Linked DNA regions of Mus musculus: all the other regions are linked to region 2. A link is a loop called in an ENCODE intact Hi-C map of the cell type or tissue named here. Cell type or tissue: gastrocnemius. All regions are shown on one strand. Each heading gives the region's core, and the rest is flanking DNA. Links, peaks and the distances in the headings are about the cores only. Region 1 has its middle 13 kb from the start of Wdr20. Region 2 holds the start of Mok (MOK protein kinase). Region 3 holds the start of Wdr20 (WD repeat domain 20).

The links. A loop is a pair of places that touch in the nucleus more often than their neighbours do. Peaks named below come from ENCODE experiments on the same cell type or tissue, not always from the same donor. Only the 100,000 strongest peaks of a DNase experiment are listed, where the experiment ranks them.
Region 1: a loop joins it to region 2, with 2.6 times the contacts of the local background. A loop is called at or near these places in 26 of 42 quality-filtered maps.
Region 3: a loop joins it to region 2, with 4 times the contacts of the local background. A loop is called at or near these places in 23 of 42 quality-filtered maps.

Annotation. Positions count from the first base shown.
Region 1 is chr12:110,722,451-110,728,385 of GRCm38, reverse strand. No RefSeq gene overlaps it. Among named protein-coding and RNA genes, the nearest start is that of Wdr20, 13 kb to the left of the region's middle. In gastrocnemius, for the core only: no CTCF peak of the experiment used is centred there; no DNase peak of the experiment used is centred there.
Region 2 is chr12:110,837,997-110,843,931 of GRCm38, reverse strand. Mok (MOK protein kinase) reads left to right here and starts at 2,993. Exons shown (of 12, transcript NM_011973.2): 1 at 2,993-3,186. The coding sequence starts at 3,180. It overlaps 4921507G05Rik (RIKEN cDNA 4921507G05 gene), which reads right to left and starts at 2,903. Exons shown (of 2, transcript NR_152102.1): 1 at 2,647-2,903; 2 at 128-1,523. In gastrocnemius, for the core only: no CTCF peak of the experiment used is centred there; a DNase peak (open chromatin) is centred at 2,948; H3K4me3 peaks cover 1,407 bases; H3K27ac peaks cover 862 bases.
Region 3 is chr12:110,734,044-110,739,978 of GRCm38, reverse strand. Wdr20 (WD repeat domain 20) reads right to left here and starts at 1,979. Exons shown (of 3, transcript NM_027149.4): 1 at 1,702-1,979. The coding sequence starts at 1,950. In gastrocnemius, for the core only: no CTCF peak of the experiment used is centred there; DNase peaks (open chromatin) are centred at 2,050 and 3,017; H3K4me3 peaks cover 2,460 bases; H3K27ac peaks cover 1,756 bases.

The sequences.
Region 1 (5,935 bases), core at 386-5,385, 120 kb after region 2:
TTTAGGTTTTCTGAGACAGGGTTTCTTTGTGTGCCTCTGGCAGTCCTGGAACTTGCTGTACACCAAGCAGGCCTCAAACACACACAGAGATCTACCTGCCTCTGCCTTGCCTCCCAAAAGGTGTGAGCCACCACCGCCTGGCAAGGCTTGAGCTTATATTTGACTGTAAGAAGACTGGAGGGGGCTGGTGATATAGCTCAGTGGATAAGAGCACTGAGTGCTCTTCCAGAGGTCCTGAGTTCCATTCCCAACAACCACATGGTGGCTCACAACCATCTGTAATGGGATCTGATGCCCTCTTCTGGTGTGTCTGAAGACAGCTACAGAATGCTCAAAAACATAAAATAAATAAATAATTTGAAGGAGGAGGAGGAGGAGGAAGAGGAGGAGGAGGAGGAGAAAGAGGAGGAAGAGAAAGGAGAAAAGACCAGAGGTCAACAACAGCAGGCGTTATCCCTGAGGACATTCCATCTGCTTTGTCTGTTGTTGCATGTGTAGACCAGGCTAGCCTCCAACTCACATACAGGTCCCTTTGTTTTTCCTTTTTGAATGCTGAAATTAAACTCATACAACCCATATTTTTCTTATACATTAAAATGCAAATGTCTAATTTGTTATTTGTTTGTTTGTTTGTTTGTTTGTTTGTTTTAGACAAAGTCTCACTTCATAGCCTAGGCTAACCTGAACCTCATGGCAATCCTCCTGTCTCAGACACCTGAGTGCTAAGATTCCAGGTGTGAGCCATCATACTGAGCTTTTCTTTTTTTTTTAAGGGGTGGAAGGTTTCGAGAGAGGGTTTCTCTGTATAGCCCTGGCTGTCCTGGAACTCTCTCCCTAAACCAGACTGGCATCGAACTCAGAGATCTACCTGCCCCTGCCTCCCAAGTGCTGGGTTAATTGTGTGCCACCATTACCCAGCTCATACCCAGCTTTTTCTTCTATTAGAAGGTTTTATGTTTATTTTGGTTGTAATAATGCTCGCTTGTAGTCTTAGCACTCGGCAGGAGGAAGCATGTGCTTTTCCGGGGTGGGGGTAGGGTGCACGTGTGTGTGTCCATAATGAGGGGGCATGAGTACAATGGGGCCACACAGGGAGGTCAGAAGACAGCATTGAGAAATCAGCTCTCTCTCCTTCCACCTGGACGTGGGTCCCAAAAATTGAGCTCAGTTTGTCAAGCCTGCGCAGCAAGAACCTTAACCACTGAGCCATCTTCCCGTCCTCACTTTTGCAGTTTACTGTGGTACCAGGGATTGAACCCAGGGCCTTGTGCTTACTAGACAAGCACCTCCACTGGGCTGTATCTCCAGCCCTCCTCTTCCTTTATTTTGAGACAGTCTCTGTTTCCCAATCCTGCTTAAGCCTCCCAAATAACTGGGATTAGTGTTGTATGCCGCCAGGCCCTTTTCAAAAGCAGCACAGTTAATATTAGCACATATGTGATGCAGGCATTATGCTAAGTGCATATACATATTTCCCTTTGAAAAATGTATATGAGTTGCCGGGCAGTGGTGGCGCACACCTTTAATTCCCAGCACTTGGGAAGCAAAGGCAGGCAGATTTCTGAGTCCAAGGCCTGCCTGGTCTACAGAGTGAGTTCCAAGAAAGCCAGGGCTACACAGAGAAACCCTGTCTCAAAAAACCAAAAAAAAAAAAAAAAAAACAACAACAACAACAAAAAATGTATATAAGCATTTTGCCTGCATGTATGAATGTGCACTACAAACCTGCAGTTCCCAACGAGGGCAGAAGAGGGTGTTAGAACCTCTGGAGTTACAGATACTTATGAGCTACCATGTGCCCTGTGGTTGCTGGGAACCTCTGCAAGAGAAGCCAGTGCTCTTAGACACTGAGCCATATTCTGGGCCCCTATGCTTTCCTAATCATAAAAGACTTAGTGAGGCAGGTAACATTTCCTCCTCCTACAAATGAAAAGACTCTCATACACTGATAGGTCTTGTTCATGTTACGGCCCTAGAGTTAGATACTAGTAAATAAAAAATTGAGTTTAGGTCTTAAAAAAGAAATATCAGGCCAGGCAGTGCTGGCACATGCCTTTAATCCCAGTGCTTGGGAGGCAGAGGCAGGCAGATTTCTGAGTTCAAGGCCAGCCTGGTCTACAGAGTGAGTTCCAGGACAGCCAGGGCTACACAGAGAAACCCTGTCTCAGAAAAACAAACAAACAAACAAAAAGAGAGAGAGAGAGAGAGAGAGAGAGAGAGAGAGAAGCATCAGCCAGGGTAGCCGCTTACCTTTTCAATCCCAGCACTGGAGAGGCAGAGACAGGAAAATCTCTATTGAGTTAGAGGCCAACCTGCTTTACTAGGGAGTTCCAGGCCATCCTCGGCTACATAATGAGACTCTCTCAAAAACAAAACAAAAGAGGAACCTCCAAAGTCAGACATGGTAGCTGTGCTGTGTTTGTATTCTAATGCCTTTGGAGGACTAGAACCAATAAACAGTTATAACTGTCTATGTAATGACAGAGATAGTTAGAGATGAAAATTTAAAAGGGCATTTATTGGGTTATCTTACTCAATTGGAGGCTAGGTCATGCAAACATAGCCATCTGCACACCTTGTAGCTGCAGCACAGTACAAGAAGCTGGGAGGCCCAGAATGAGAGACAACAGTGACTCAGCCTCAGGTTCACGGCCTGGGTTTTCCCTGGGAGCCACTGATGTGAGTCCACGCAGCTGTCAAAGCTATGGGACAGCACTGCCCACATCCGGTGAGCCTTTCCCCTCAGTAACTGCCCCACCTTTCAGTCCTCTCTGGGCGTGTCCTCACAGACACACCCAGAGTGTACTTTTCTGATCCCTTAGGCATCTCAACCCAGTCAAAGTTACAATCAAACTTCACCATCACAAGCTCACCATTTGTGAACGTGGCTCCCAGCATTTCTCCTTACATCGTACTTAATCTCCAAGTACAGATGATGATGATAAGAACATCCATGGCAGGGCAATGGGAGAAGCCATGGCATCCTACAGCACACAAGGAAGGAGAGCCCTGGTGGGATGACGACACACACCCACCCTTACACGGCTCAGCCTCAGTGTTCCTGACTTGTTATCCTTTACAGTAGGGACAAGGCAGCTGGCCCTCCAGATTCACCATTGGCTTTGTCACGGCTGTCCAGGCATGTCCAGGCATGTCACGGCATGTCCAGGCATGTCCAGGCATGGAGTGTTGAGGAGTCTGTTTCTTTAATCCTGGATAAAAGAATGGTGACAAGAATTCCACCAAGTCTAGCCTGGTGAGCCCATGAGTTTAGCTGAGACTGATTATAGGAGCTTAAGTGAAAGATAACTTACAGGAACACAGACAACGCAAGTAGTCAATTGGTGCCATAACAGAACAGTCTCCTCTCCACCAGCGATTGTTATCGGATCGGATTATTCATCCTACAGACAGGGATGAGTCTCCTCCCACACTTTCAAAATATTACTGTTGGTAGCACTAATTCAGTGACAAAGGCAACTTATAAAAGGAAATCTGTTAATTTGGGGCTTTGAGTTGCAGAAGGTTAGAGTCCATGACTATCCTGACAGAGAACATGACAGAAGGCAGGCAGGCATGGAGGTGGGGCAGAAGACCTTACATTCTTATCCACAACAGGGAGGCAGAGGACGCTAACTGGAAAATGTGGGCTTTTGAAACCTCCAGGCTCCACCCTCCCAACAAGGTCGCACCTCTTTATCTTCCCACACAGTTCCACCCACTGAGAACCAAGTATTCAATAATATTAACCTATGGAGACCATTTTCATTCTAACCACTACAAAGTGCATATTGCTGAGTCTTGAAAAACTTAATTCCTGCCACCATGACCACTTTGGTCATGAGCCCATTAGGCAGAAACAGAGATTTCTGGGGGGTGGGGGAGCAGGAACTGACTGCTCTCCACAGAACAGGACAACTTATGTACTCCATTAAAGGCTGTTTCTGGTGAGCTCACTTTTTTGCGAGTTTACATGAGAACACAAATGAATATGTGAAGTGGAAACTTAAGGGTTCTTTGGAAAGTTGGTTGGATGGTGTTTTGCTGGGGCAAAACAGGTGAAGAAATGTTTAGCTGTAGTGGACACAGGTGAAAGGCTAAGGCAGACTCATGAGGGAACATTTAGCTGAAGCAGACACAGGAGAAAGGACGTTCTGCTAAAGCAAGCACGTGAAAGGAAACATGATGAAGGATTCTTTGCTAACAACATGCATGTATTGGTCTGCCTTACGTTGCATCGTTGAGCTGCATTTGTCAGGACTTCATAGAGAGAATGCACCAAAAACTTCTGGTGCTGTGCTGCAGTTTCCTGCCCCTTCCTCAGACTTGGGCTGATTGGCAGAGTGATGTCAGCTGAGACAGACACACATGCTGAGGCAAGATGTTTGGAGGGATAATTAGGACTTGACAAACAGTGACTGGAGTGAGCTACACTTGTGGGTCTGGTGTCTTTGGCATCTTCTGGCATCTTCGCTGATCTTCGTTTCTCTGAGAGAGGCACAGCTGAGAACTTCTCCTGGATTTCCTCCTGGTCCCTCCTGCTGACTGAAGCTGAGGCTGAGGCTGAGGCTGAGGTCTGGCTGTGTCTGCTAGGTCTTACCACTATTGTTGCTTACCCAACTCTACTGAACTGACTGCTGGTGTATCTATGGAGGGTTGATGAGTGAGTTGAGCTGCGGATGCTAACCTGTGACCTGAACTGTCAATTCCAGACAACACAGACAGGAGTTACTCCAAAGAACCTTTCTAAACAGGTCCACTTCCCCCATATCCTTTCTTTCCCACTACCTCTGGTGTTTGTGGGATAAAAAGGAAGTTAAAGCATTTAAGAACCATCATTAAATAGGTTTTGAAAAATGAAAGTTACAAGTATCTTGATGTCCTTTTTCTGCTCGGAGAGGCCGATCCCTGTGCTCTGTCACCATCTCCCCCTAAGTCCCTGACCGTCCACCCCAGCCATGGGCTACAGTTACACATCTGGCCATTTTTCCTTCTAAGTGAGACGTACAGCCAGATGCCCTGCCCAAAGTTCTGCCTGCCATGAGGATTTTCTCACTGTCCTTTAGGGATGTTCTAGAGATGGGCTATAACGCTGGGAATGCTTGCTTGCCAGTGGTGCCCACAAAACATGCAAAACAACTACAGAGGAGGCACTGGCCTTCTCCCTCTGTCAGCTGACCAGGGCACACTCCTTACGGCATCGATGCAGGAGTGAGAACTGTGAGCATTTAAACCACTTTAAGGACCTCAGGCCTTTCTTGGGCCCAGCACGCACTCATACACACACACACACACACACACACACACACACACACAAAACCTTTTGATGATAGCTTGCTGCTGCACATGTCTAATATTATGGTTTTGTGGGTCAGATAACAGCCAGCTCATGATGGGCAGCTTTGGACACATGGTAACTTAATGGCCCATGGTTAAACGTTCAGTTTGCGCTAAAGACCCAAAAACTGGCCAAGAACTCCCTTCTAAAGGGAGAGTAGTTATCTTAAGGAAATGGCAGAGCTTGACTCAAAATTGCAAGAGGGGTCTAGTGAGAGGAGTAGCCGCAGGCAGAGGTGCAGGGGGCAGGCCTGATGTCTTGAGGTTGAGCCCCGAATCCCACAAGCTGGCAGGAGAATCTGCTCTCAAGAGTCGTTCTTTGCCCTACACACACACACACACACACACACAGACACACACACACACACTTTATGGCACAAGAGCACCTGGACTTATGTACAATAAAATAAATAATGAGGAAATTTCAAAACTAGCAGCCTTCTTAAAAGTTACCTAGTCATGGACAGAAGTGACATACCCAGCTGAGGAATCTGCTGCCTCTAAAATTCAAATAGACCAACTATTCTTGCTTGCTTAAAGTAAGGGCCAGATGCAACAACTTATCAGCAGACACTACAGCACTGGACTCCTAGGAATC
Region 2 (5,935 bases), core at 563-5,562:
GAACCCGCTTAGTGCCCAGGCTCACCCGGCTACCCGACGCCAGGACGCGGCCAGGCACAATGACTAAGAGGGAACGCTAGGGGGCACCCGAGACCCACGGAACTCAGAAACCAGGCGGCTAAGAGTACAGAAAATTAAGTTTTCTTAAGGGAGTGGATGTGTCTTTATACACAGCATTTTAAATAGCCCACTTTCTGATTTTTCATTTGTTCGCGTTTTTGAGCTATAGTATCATTTAGTCCAGGCTATCCTCATAGCTGAGCATGGCAATGAACCGCTCCTCTTGTTTCCATCTCCCTGAGGTTAGGAGTATAGGCATTCACTGGCAAGGCTGAATTTTATGCCGTGCTGGGGAATCGAACCCTGGGCTTCATACAAGCTAAACTACCAAATCAGCGCACCCCCAGCCGTATGTTTCCTTCTAGTAGAACTTTTTGTGTTGCCCTGTGTTCTGTTGTTTAGCTTTCTACATGAGAGTCGTTGGCCTGAGTGGATTTCGTTGAGTTCCTTTTTTTGGACGGTCAAATGCACGAGACCAGAGAGCAGCTGTGCTGTTTTTGTCTGTTTGTTGGCTCTTAGCCGGAGATGCCTTCAAGGGCTTCTTGCTACAGTCTGGGTTGGCTGTTCTCTATGCCTGCTGCCCAGCTCATCTTCCCAGCCTTCCCCATCCTGTGCTGGATCCCTCTCCCGGCAGCCCCAGGGGTTTGTCTCCCTCACTTTGGACGTCCATCATCCATGGTGACTCCTGGGAAGTGATGAGATCTCCTTTCGTGTGTGACCCCATTTTTGCCTCTGCCCCCACCACACCAATAACTGGGGAATTCTAGAAGAGAATTAGAAGCAATTGGAAGGCCACACTCCTCTTTTATGGCCAGTGAAATATTCAATGTCATGCCCCCTGTGCTTCTGTGAGTCTATCCCAAAGTTATCACATTGGGATAGACTCACATATCCCAAAGATATCACATTTGGGATAGACTCACAGAATGTGAGTCTATCCCAAAGTTATCACATAGCCTACGATTTAAGAAAGACAGTTTGCAGCAGGGGCAGTGGTGGTGTCCCCCTGCTTCTGTATCAAAAGATCTGGTGGAAAGAGTCACCTGACAGGAAAGCTGGAGTGGCAAAGGATAAAAGCATTTTCCAAAGTCTATGTAGCTGGAACTATGTAACCCAGGCTGGCCTTGAACTCGCAGAGATCGGCCTGCCTCCACCCATAGCCCCAAGCCACAGTGCTGGGACTAATAGCAGGAATGTGTGACAACCCCCTTTTCTCTGTGTCTCTTGCTTTTTCCAGACGCCTGAGTTGATTCTCCTGGCCTTCTTCACTAAGGCTCCATGACTCTAAGCTTGTCCTTCCTCTCCCCTCTGCAGCGGCTGGTGATCGAGCTCAGTCACTGAGTTCTAGCTTTTATCTTCCTCTTCACATTTTTAAATTTTGACATAGAGCTCTGGAACACACAGTCACAGGAAGGCAGAACATTTTCCATAGAGAAACCGAAGTCCTGCTTGTGAATTCTGGGCTTGGGGTGAGATGGAGAAACAGAAAACAAATAGGGAAATGAAAATAATTTAAATGTTTCACTCCCAATGTGTGCATATGAAAACTGTTAGACAAAAAAAAAAAAAGAAAGAAAAATAGACAAACAGAAGGGCTTTTCAGATGTTACTTCTATTTTTCTATTTATTTATTTGTTTATTTATTATGTATTTATTTACTTATTATATTACAGTAAGTACACTGTAGCTGTCCTCAGATACTCCAGAAGAGGGCATCAGATTTCGTTATGGATGGTTGTGAGCCACCATGTGGTTGCTGGGGTTTGAACTCAGGACCTTTGGAAGATCAGTTGGTGCTCTTAACCACTGAGTCATCTCGCCAGCCCCAGATGTTACTTCTAATTTGCTAAAACACATCAGTTGTTCCAGGGGCCAGTTTGAAACACACCCTCCATAAAATATGTACACGTTGAAACCCTTTGCGCCCAACTTCTTCTGGGCACAGAAACACAGGGAGTCAGAAGCCATGGGCTGGTGTCTGGGTTCAGTGATCCACCAGGAGGTGCCCCTGACAAAGCTCTTTATCATCTTGGGACTCCAACAACAGGATATATGGTTTCTATTGCCCAAGTCAGCAAAAACACTTCTCCCATCTGCCTGTTTAACTGGGTCAAAGGGTAAAGTTTGTCCTGAATCCTCAATGCTTAAAATCAGGCTTGCCCCTAGACAGATAAGAATGATACAGAGGTGACAGGTGCTGATTCCCCTGGCTTTTGGACAAACATTTATTAAGCACTTGCAGTGTGACAGACCCTGTCAAGCCTTAGGCAAAAGCCCCTAGGAATTGGGTGGGGCACCAGGGACATCTCATTTAGTCTTCACTGCGACCACTTGGGTAAGGATTTTTCTTTTTCTTTCTTTCTTTATTGAATTTAAATGCAGTTTATTTTTAGACAACCCACATGACTTTTTTTTCCCCTTTTTTTCTTTTTGAATTTAAATGCATGGGGTGAGAATTTTTCAACCTCACTTTACAGTAACAAGAATTTAGGGATCTCGTCTAGGTCGCTTTTCATTATATCTCCAATGCGTGCAACACTACTTTTAGCAAAGTAAATGTTTGTTGAATTAAGCAGTAAAACTTACAAATTACACAGCAGTAGCTATCAGGCTGCTTTGATGCTCAACTGTAGGTGTTGTCAAGAACAGGCTCCAACTAGTGTTACAGGCAGTTAAAGCTCAAGGAAATTGTTCTCGTCTGGTTCAACATCGTTACATTCTCGGGAGAGCTGGGAAGAGTCAGTCCCACCAAGGTCGCCTACTCACTAGGTAAGAAATTATACTTAAATTTAAAGCGGCGAGAGGTTGCGTAGCGACCGAACCGAGGCGGCAGGCTGCACCGCGCATGCGTGAACGGGCCAGCGGTTTTTAAACCCTCTCCTTTGCGCATGCGTATACGCATGTCTCCGGAACGCCCCTCCCTCCTAAGGGTCTGGCGGTTGCTAAGGCGACAGGAATACAATATGGCGGCCGGATCCTAACGCTCCCCAGCCAGGGACCACCGCGAAGGTCCTCGAGCCGGAAGCCACCTCTGGAAGGGAGAAGGCCGGTACCACAGTCTCCTCTTTTCTTTTCGGTCCGGGGCCGTCCAGGGGCTGACGGCGTCATCCGCGTTCAGGATGAAGAGTGAGTGGGGCCGGAGAAGGGCTGAGGGTCCCCGGGGCCTGCGGGGCGGCGCCGCAGGTACCCGGGGCTAGGCAGCGGGTTCTGCTGGAGTTTGAGGAGTTGTGTCATTTCGTTCATTCACTCGCTCATTCGTTCGTTCGTTCGTTCGTTCGTTTGTCGGATCGCATCTGAAATCTCAAGACATTGGCCGTCGGCTCTGAGCGCTCACACGGTGGCTCCCCGCCCCTGCGGGACGGCGGCTTAAACCGCGTTCGAGAGGGACGCTGGGCCGCCTATCTTACTTTCTGAGTTAAACAGTTGTGGTTCTGAAAGCATCCTTTTAGCGGAATGTAAAACGGTTGCTTAGAAGTTGGGAGATGAGGCAGTCTTTCTAGAAAATAGAAGGACTGGAAAACTGGACTTAGTGCCGGGTTTGTGGGTAACCTGGAGTCCAAATGCGACTAGACAAGTCGGTTTTGTTGGGACCGCTGTTTGATTTTCATAGATATACGGTTATGATTGCCTGTGATAGTGTAGCCAGAAGTGTAGTCTCTTACCGTGATTAGATTGTGTTCTCTGTAGTTACAATATCAAATTGACACTACATTTTAATTGCAGTGCAGTAATTTCTATGTACCATAAATGACATAACATTTAAAAAATAAGTCATCTCATTCACCCTTCAGTCTTGTGTCACTGTGTCACTCCCTTTAAGGAAGATTAATGTGGTCTTGAGGGGAGTGACGGGCGCATTCATTCCCCTCACTTAGAGGCAGAGGCAGTTGAATTTCCATGAGTTTGAGGCCAGCCTGATCAGTATAACAAATTTCAGGATAGCCAAGCCTACTAGACAGAAACTGTCTCAAAAAAAAAACAAAAAAAAACAAAAACAAAATCTGATGCAGTAGCATGCACCTGCAATCCCAGCATGCCTATGGTGAGATGGGAGCAGAGATAAGAGATTCCCAAAGAGCTCGAAGTTCAGGCATATGCAGTGCTAAACACCACAGACACTACTACAGGTGTTCCTCTCACCCCAGCTATGGTATCTTCTCTCTCCCTCCACACCCTTCTCTCTAGTATTCTCTCTCTCACCACAGATCCTATAGACACACTTAAAGAGGAGAAAAACAAAAACAAAAAAAAATTTAAGAAAAGTTAAAAAATAGACACATCATAAAATGCAAATTATATATGCAAAATATTAATTTAAAAAAATTTAAGTTTTATATATATATATATATATATATATATATATATATAGAGAGAGAGAGAGAGAGAGAGAGAGAGAGAGACAAGGCTAGCCTCAAACTCAGAAATCTGCCTGCCCCTGCATCCCAAGTGCTGGGATTAAATGCATGCGCCACCACCGCCCGGCTCATTTTGGTTTTTCAAGACAGGGTTTCCCTTTGTAGCCAAAGCTACCCTAGAACTAGCTCTGTGGACCAGGCTGGCCTAGAATTCAGAGATTAGCCTGTTTCTGCCTCTCAAGTGCTGGAATTAAAGGCGTGCACCATCACCACCCTAGGCCTCCAGAAAGTGGATTGTGGCCAAAGTTTTGGTAACACCCAGGTTTAGCCAGTTTTCCTGTCCTCCTCCTTTGCCTTGTAAGTCATTTGCATAGTGAGTGGCAAGGTGTCCCAGGGTAAAGTTAAGAGCATCCGCTCTGGAGGTGGAGGACATTGCAGCCAGGCACGGAGCTAGGCAGACCCACAGCCTCAGGAGTCCCTGCCGCCTCTCAGCCCCCTCAGCTCTCATCCTTAAACAGGTGTAGTGACAGCAATCTCCAGGGAAGATGCTGAGGATGCTGAGGGGTCAGGTAAGACGGTGTGTGTGTGTGTGTGTGTGTGTGTGTGTGTGTGTAAGACACCACTGTGTCTGGCATGCAGACTGGGAGTGAGTGCCTGGCTGGCCCAGTGGATGGAAGACATCGACTCGAGAGAGAAGATGAGCTTGACCAATCCTTACTTGAAGACATTTGTCCTTACTGGATCTAATTAGAGTCCTTACTTTTTCCTCTCTAGACTGTTTTTTGGTTTGGTTTGGTTTTTGGTTCTTTGAGACAGGCTTTCTCTGTGTAGCCCCAGTTGCCTTGGAACTCACTCTGTAGACTAGGCTGGCCTTGAACTCACAAGAGATCCGACTGTCTCTGCTCCCAAATGCTGGCAGTAAAGGTGTGTGCCACCACTGCCTGGCCTGTCTGATTTTTTTTTTTTTAAGATTTATTTATTTTATGCATGTAAGTACACTGTAGCTGTCTTCACATACACCAGAAGAGGGCATCAGATCTCATTACAGATGGTTGTGAGCCACCATCTGGTTGCTGGGATTTGAGCTCAGGACCTCTGGAAGAGCAGTCAGTGCTCTTAACCACTGAGCCATGTCTCCAGCCCCTATGTAAATGTTTTAATGGATTATTTAATCATACCTACAAAAACAAAAGCAAAATTATACATCCTAATACATGCTTTGCCATGCTATCAGAGGTTTTTTTTTTTTAAATATTTATTTATTTATTATATGTAAGTACACTGTAGCTGTCTTCAGATACTCCAGAAGAGGGCATCAGATTTCGTTACGGAAGGTTGTGAGCTTCCATGTGGTTGCTGGGATTTGAACTTGGGACCTCCGGAATAGCAGTTGGCGCTCTTAACCACTGAGCCATCTCGCCAGCCCCCAAGGTTTTTTTTTTTTTTTTTTTTAAGAAGAGAACAAGTTTAGTCAGTGTGCTCCGAAAAGAGCATCTGGAGCAGCCATGGACCTGTTTAGC
Region 3 (5,935 bases), core at 420-5,419, 100 kb after region 2:
GTTACAGGTAGCTGTGAGCAGCCTAACATGGGTTTTAGGAACTGAACTGGAGTCCTCTGCAAGAACAGTACAGGTTCTTCACCGCTGAGCCTTTGCTCCAGCCCCCAAATGTAGGTGTTGATAATATAAGCTTACATTTATTTCCAGAGAAAAATCTGGTATTTCAGTCAGAGCAGGAATGTTGAGACGGCAGTTCCTCTCAATGCTTGCTTTAACTCTAATTTACATCTCCTGAGTGTGTCAGGACTCTAATGGCCATCACAGCTATTACGAATTATAACATGTGCACTGCAGCCTCCCTTTTTAAAGAAGTGCAAAGGAAAGTTTCCCAGGTATCCAAGGTCAGCCAGCAGTGAGTCAGTAACAGGGTTGGGAACTGCACTAAAACTTCAGTTCCTACTCTTCAAACCACTGGATACTTTCCCAACCCCGAGAGAGGAGAGTCAACCAGCTATTTCCAAACGCTTCGGGAGTTCACTGACAAGAATAAAGACAAGTCAGAAGATTCACCTTGGACCAAAGAAACAAGCTTACGTTTGCACACCATCATTCCTTCCCTTGTCCTCCTAACCGTACAGTGCAACATAAACAGCAGCTGACTTTGGATATAGCCATCCCTGGGAACACGTCCTCTTCAATATGGACAACGTACTTTCCCACTAACTGAACATTTATAAGTGAATCTTCCATCACCTTGTCACATTCCGTTGGAGGTGCTATGGAGTGCATACATTTCCTTACTCTCTCAATGGTCAAAAGTTAAAATAAGCAATTCTTGCCAGTGACCAAAAAATAAAAAAATAAAATAAAATAAAAGCGCCAATAAATTGCTGCTTTTAACGAGACATTTTAAAACTCGATTGCATGCGTCACAGAATTACTGTTAAGTTCTTGGCTGGTTACTTTAAAGTAGCATTTAAGGCCTATCCCTCCCTGTTTGGGACATAGCCTGACTCGTTAGACAAGATAAATCTAGGCACGCTCACACACAACACCTCTGAAGCAACTTAGCCTATTTGAAAACATAATTCCAACCTCCCTAGTCTTGAGTACTCAGCCCTCTTACACTGCAAGGGACAGAATGACCCTCTTCAAAAACCTTTCGGGAGACGGTTCCCTCCGCGGAGACAATGACAGGCGACCTCCCGGAAAGGTTTTTGGAAACAGTGCTGACACCAGGAGAAGTGTCAGTGCGGCAGCAGGTGGAGTAGCCCTGCGTGCCGAGCAGGTCCTTTCTGACCTAGTCTCCAAGTCCTCCGCCTCCCTGTCCCGGTTCCGCCTTACGGACCTTTCCAAGCCGCCTCGCGTCCCGGTTCTCTCACCCAGGGCAGGACTCTCGAGCCTCCCGGGAAGCGAGGCCACCTAAAACGGCCGCCGCACCTCTTCCGGGGACTCGCAGGCCCGCTCCCGGGCGGGATCGGAACCTGACAGACCCCGCCGGGGGAGGAGGCGACCGGCTACTCCCGGGGCATCTCCGCGACCCGGCTCCAGAGCCCCCTCCTCCCCTAGGAGGCAGCGCTGCCGCCGGCGCCTCACTCCCGAAGCCCCCTCTCCTCCGGAGCACCTCAGCGGAGTTACCGGCCCACTCAAAAGTACAAGTGCCGGCCGCCCCCACCGGTCACCCCGGCCTCGCTGTCACCGCCCAGCTCCCGGCCTCGGCCCGCGCCGCCGGCGCGCCCCCGGTGACGCCCGGGTCGGTACCTTGCGGACCCCCTTGTAGATATAGAAGTAGAGCTCCCGGCCCACATTGAAGCAGAGGCGGTCGCCGTTGCCAGACTGGTCGTTGAGGTTTACGAAGGAGACGCGGACAGGGTTGGATCCCTGCGAGTTGAAGGGCACCCGGTTGGGCCGGCTGTACTCCGAGTGCTGCAGCAGCTTGTACAGACCTTCCCGGGTGGTGAATTGGGTCTTAATCTCGTTCATCTCCTTCCCTCCTCCCTCCGTCGCCATCTTGGAAAGCAGCGTTCATCCTGCCCTAAGTGCCCGGATCACGCCCACCGCGCAGGCGCCGTCCTCGGCCGCTCGCTTTCTCCACTCCCCACCCCCTTCTCCGCGGCCCCGCCCACTGGCGAGCCAGCCCCCACGAAGGCGGGCCGAAGCGAAGGGGGCGGGCTAGTTTTTAATGGTCCAACTGCGCACGCGCGCTCACCTGGCGCGCTCCACCCGGAGGGGCGTGCGCAAGCTCCTCCCCTGGGTGCCGCCCTCCTGGTGCGGGTCGAAGCGAGCGCGCTGAGCGTTGGTGCGGGGCTCCTGTCTCGCTCTGCAGCTTCGCTGAGGGACCCGATCCCTAAGAGACGCCACCGCGTTGGCCTTGGCCAGCTGGTGGTCCCGGCAGAGCCTGAGGCGAGCAGTGAAGTCCGGTGTTTGGACGTGTATGTCCCAGCTGTCCGCGATCCTCCCTGGGAAGCTAGGGAGGACTCCGACGGTCCGCTTGGGTGCGGGGTACCGATGCCTGGTGACAAGCCCCTCTACGTCTCACAGAAGATATCGATGGATTGGGCTTTATTACAGCTCAGGGTTTGGTTTGGTTTGGTTTGGTTGGGTTGGGTTGGGTTTTGTAGGCGGGGTGGGAAGAACCGCATGAATGTACAGGACTTGTGTTTTCAAGTCTCACCTGAAACCTTCCTGGTGAGCATTGGCTTGTTCTTGAGAAAGTAGGTTCTGTCGGAACTTCTGTCTCCTGTGCCTCTTAATAAAGGTTAAGCTAATTGATTTTCTTAAAGCCTCAAACGGAACCTGAAGTTGTTTGCCAGGAGAACCATCGAGTTGTGCTGAATATCCTGTACAAAGTATTAGGTGAAGGCAAGCGCACACATTAAAGTAGGACCTAACAGTCACCATTTGATGCTTCGATTTCTGGGTGTGTGCACTGGAATACAAAGGCTTCTAAAGTGATAAACGTTAAAATAGAATTCTAGAGCGGAGAAAATGTTACACGAAGAATGACCTATCCCTGAGAAATCCTGTCTGTAGAGCGAGCCCAGTACACTGTGGGCACCTGTGCTTCCAGACAGAAGGAATGCCTGAGCCCGGAGCTGGGAGGCTGCTACCCGAGCCCACAGACCGAGACTCCAACCTCACAAAAATTAATTGTACACAAGGGGGAGTGTTCTAAAGAAGTATAAATCATAGCCATTTTATGTAGTGGGAAGCAAGTACAGACACAGTAGAAACTGTGCCAGTGATGTAATAAGGCATTTGACTAACATCCTGTAGAACTGGCAAAAGAAAAAAAAAAAAGCACTACAGTAAATCCTTTTTTTGTTGTTTTTGTTTTTGATACTGTATTTCACTAAATAGCCCTGGCTGTCCTGGAACTCAACCAGAGATTAGGCTCCAACTCAGAAATCCATCTGTCTTTAACTACCAAGTGCTGGGCTTAATGGCATGAACCACACACCCAGCTTTAAAATCCTTTTTTTTTTTTTTTTTTGGTGGTTTTTTTTTTTTTCTTTTGGTGTTTTTTTGAGTTCTGGATCAAAGGCATGTGCCACCATCACCTGACTTTAAAAGTCTTCTTAATACATCCCTAGAATGCACTTTAAATTTCATTTTGTTGTTATTTGTCTTTTCCTATGAATGCAAATTTGTCTTTTCCATAAAATGCAAATATGGATCACAACTCTTAAAAATACTAGGGGGTGTTCAGTGGATAATCCCAAGCTCCCATAGCTATGCTATTTTGTACCAAAAACATGTTTATAATGGTCATCTTGAAGGATAAATAACAGCCTGAATTATCTAAAAAGAATTCAGTTTGAATTTCTAGTTAATGGGGGAAAATATACTTTGGGAGGGGACACCTCAGCCAGCAAAAACTGAAAAAAAAGTATATTGACCTTCAACCATAATATTAAATTTCCCATGAGACCAATATACTACTGAGTATGATGACATATGCTTTAATTTCAGCATTTAGGAGGGCGAGACAGATAGACATTAAGGCTGTCCTGAGTACTACACAGCCCACAAAGGGCCACATACTGAAACTTTGTCTTAAAAAAGTAAAAGACCACTATGCCTTAAGATTTACACTGGGAGCTGGAGAGATGGCTCAGCAGTTAAGAGCACTGGCTGCTCTACCAGAGGTCCTGAATTCAATTCCCAGCAACCACATGGTGGCTCACAACCATCTGTAATGGGATCTGATGCCCTCTTCTGGTGTGTCTGAAGACAGCGACAGTGTACTCATATACATACAGACATACATACATCATATATAAATATTCTTTTGTTTGGTTGGTTGGTTTTTCAAGACAGGGTTTCTCTGTGTAGCCCAGGTTAGCCTCGAACTCAGAAATCTGCCTGCTTCTGCCTCCTGAGTGCTAGGATTAAAGGTGTGTACCACCATGCCCGGCTACATACATAAATATTCTTAAAAAATATTTATATTAGAGTTTGTTTGTTCCTGTACAAACTGAACATTTTGCTTTGCCAGACATGGTAGCATCCTCCTGGGATGCTGTCATTCCTACAGACTGAGAAAGGAGGATGGAGGACCCAAAGCCAGCCAAGCATCACACCTGTGATAGCAGTGCTCGGGAGGTGGGAGCCGAAGGATGGAGTCAGGAGTTCAAAACCATCCTCAGTCATGTGTGATGGTTGCACATACTTGGCCCAGGGAGTGGCACTGTTAGGCGGGGTGGCCCTGTTGGAGTAGGTGTGTCACTGTGAGTGTGAGCTTTAAGACCCTCATCCTAGTCGCCTGGAAGCCAGTCTTCTGCTAGCAGCCTTCAGATGAAGATGTAGAACTCTCAGCTCCTCCTGCACCATACCTGCCTGGATGCTGCCATGCTCCTGCCTTGATGATAATGGACTGAACCTCTGAACCTGTAAACCGGCCCCAATTTAATGTTGTCCCTATAAGAGTTGCCTTGGTCATGGTGTCTCTTCACAGCAGTAAAACCCTAAGACCTATAGTCACTTGAGAAACCAGCCTGGCCAGCCTGGGTGTACTGGCTGGTTATGTGTTTCAGCTTGACACAGGATGGAGTTATCACAGAGAAAGGAGCTTCAGTTGGGGAAATGCATCCATGAGACCCAGCTGTGGGGCATTTTCCCAATTAGTGATCAAGTGGGGAGGGCCCCTTGTAGGTGGTACCATCCCTGAGCTGATAGTATTGGGTTCTATAAGAAAGCAAGCTGAGCCTTTAATCCCAGCACTTGGGAGGCAGAGGCAGGTGAATTTCTGAGTGCAAGGCCAGCCTGGTCTGCAGAATGAGTTCCAGGACAGCCAGAGCTACACAGAGAAACTCTGTCTCAAAAAGAGAGAGAGAGAGAGAGAGAGGGAGAGAGAGAGAGAGAGAGAGAGAGAGAGAGAAGGAAGGAAGGAAAGGAAGGAAGGAAAGAAAGGAAAGAAAGGAAGGAAGGAAAGGAAAGAAAGGAAGGAAGAAAGAAAGAAAGAAGAAAAGAAAGAAGAAAAGAAAGAAAGAAGAAAAAGAAAGAAAGAAAGAAAGAAAGAAGAAAAGAAAGAAGAAAAGAAAGAAAGAAGAAAAAGAAAGAAAGAAAGAAAGAAAGAAAGAAAGAAAAAAAGAAAGAAAGAAAGCAAGCTGAGCAAGCCAGGGGAAGCAAGCCAGTAAGAAACATCCCTCCATGGCCTCTGCATCAGCTCCTGCTTCCTGACCTGCTTGAGTTCCAGTCCTGACTTCCTTTGGTGATGAACAGCAGTATAGAAGTGTAAGCTAAATAAACCCTTTCCTCTCCAACTTGTTTTTTGGTTGTGATGTTTTGTGCAGGAATAGAAACCCTGACTAAGGGCACTGGGCTACTTTAGACCCTCTTAAAGTAATAAAGAATGCAATGCCAACCTGTGCTACATAGCAAGACACTATCTTATAAAATAACAAGCAGGGCTGGGAAGATGGCTCAGTGGGAAAATGGCCACATGGCATCCAGCAACCTTATCTAACTCTAGTTCCAGGGAATGTTATGTCCT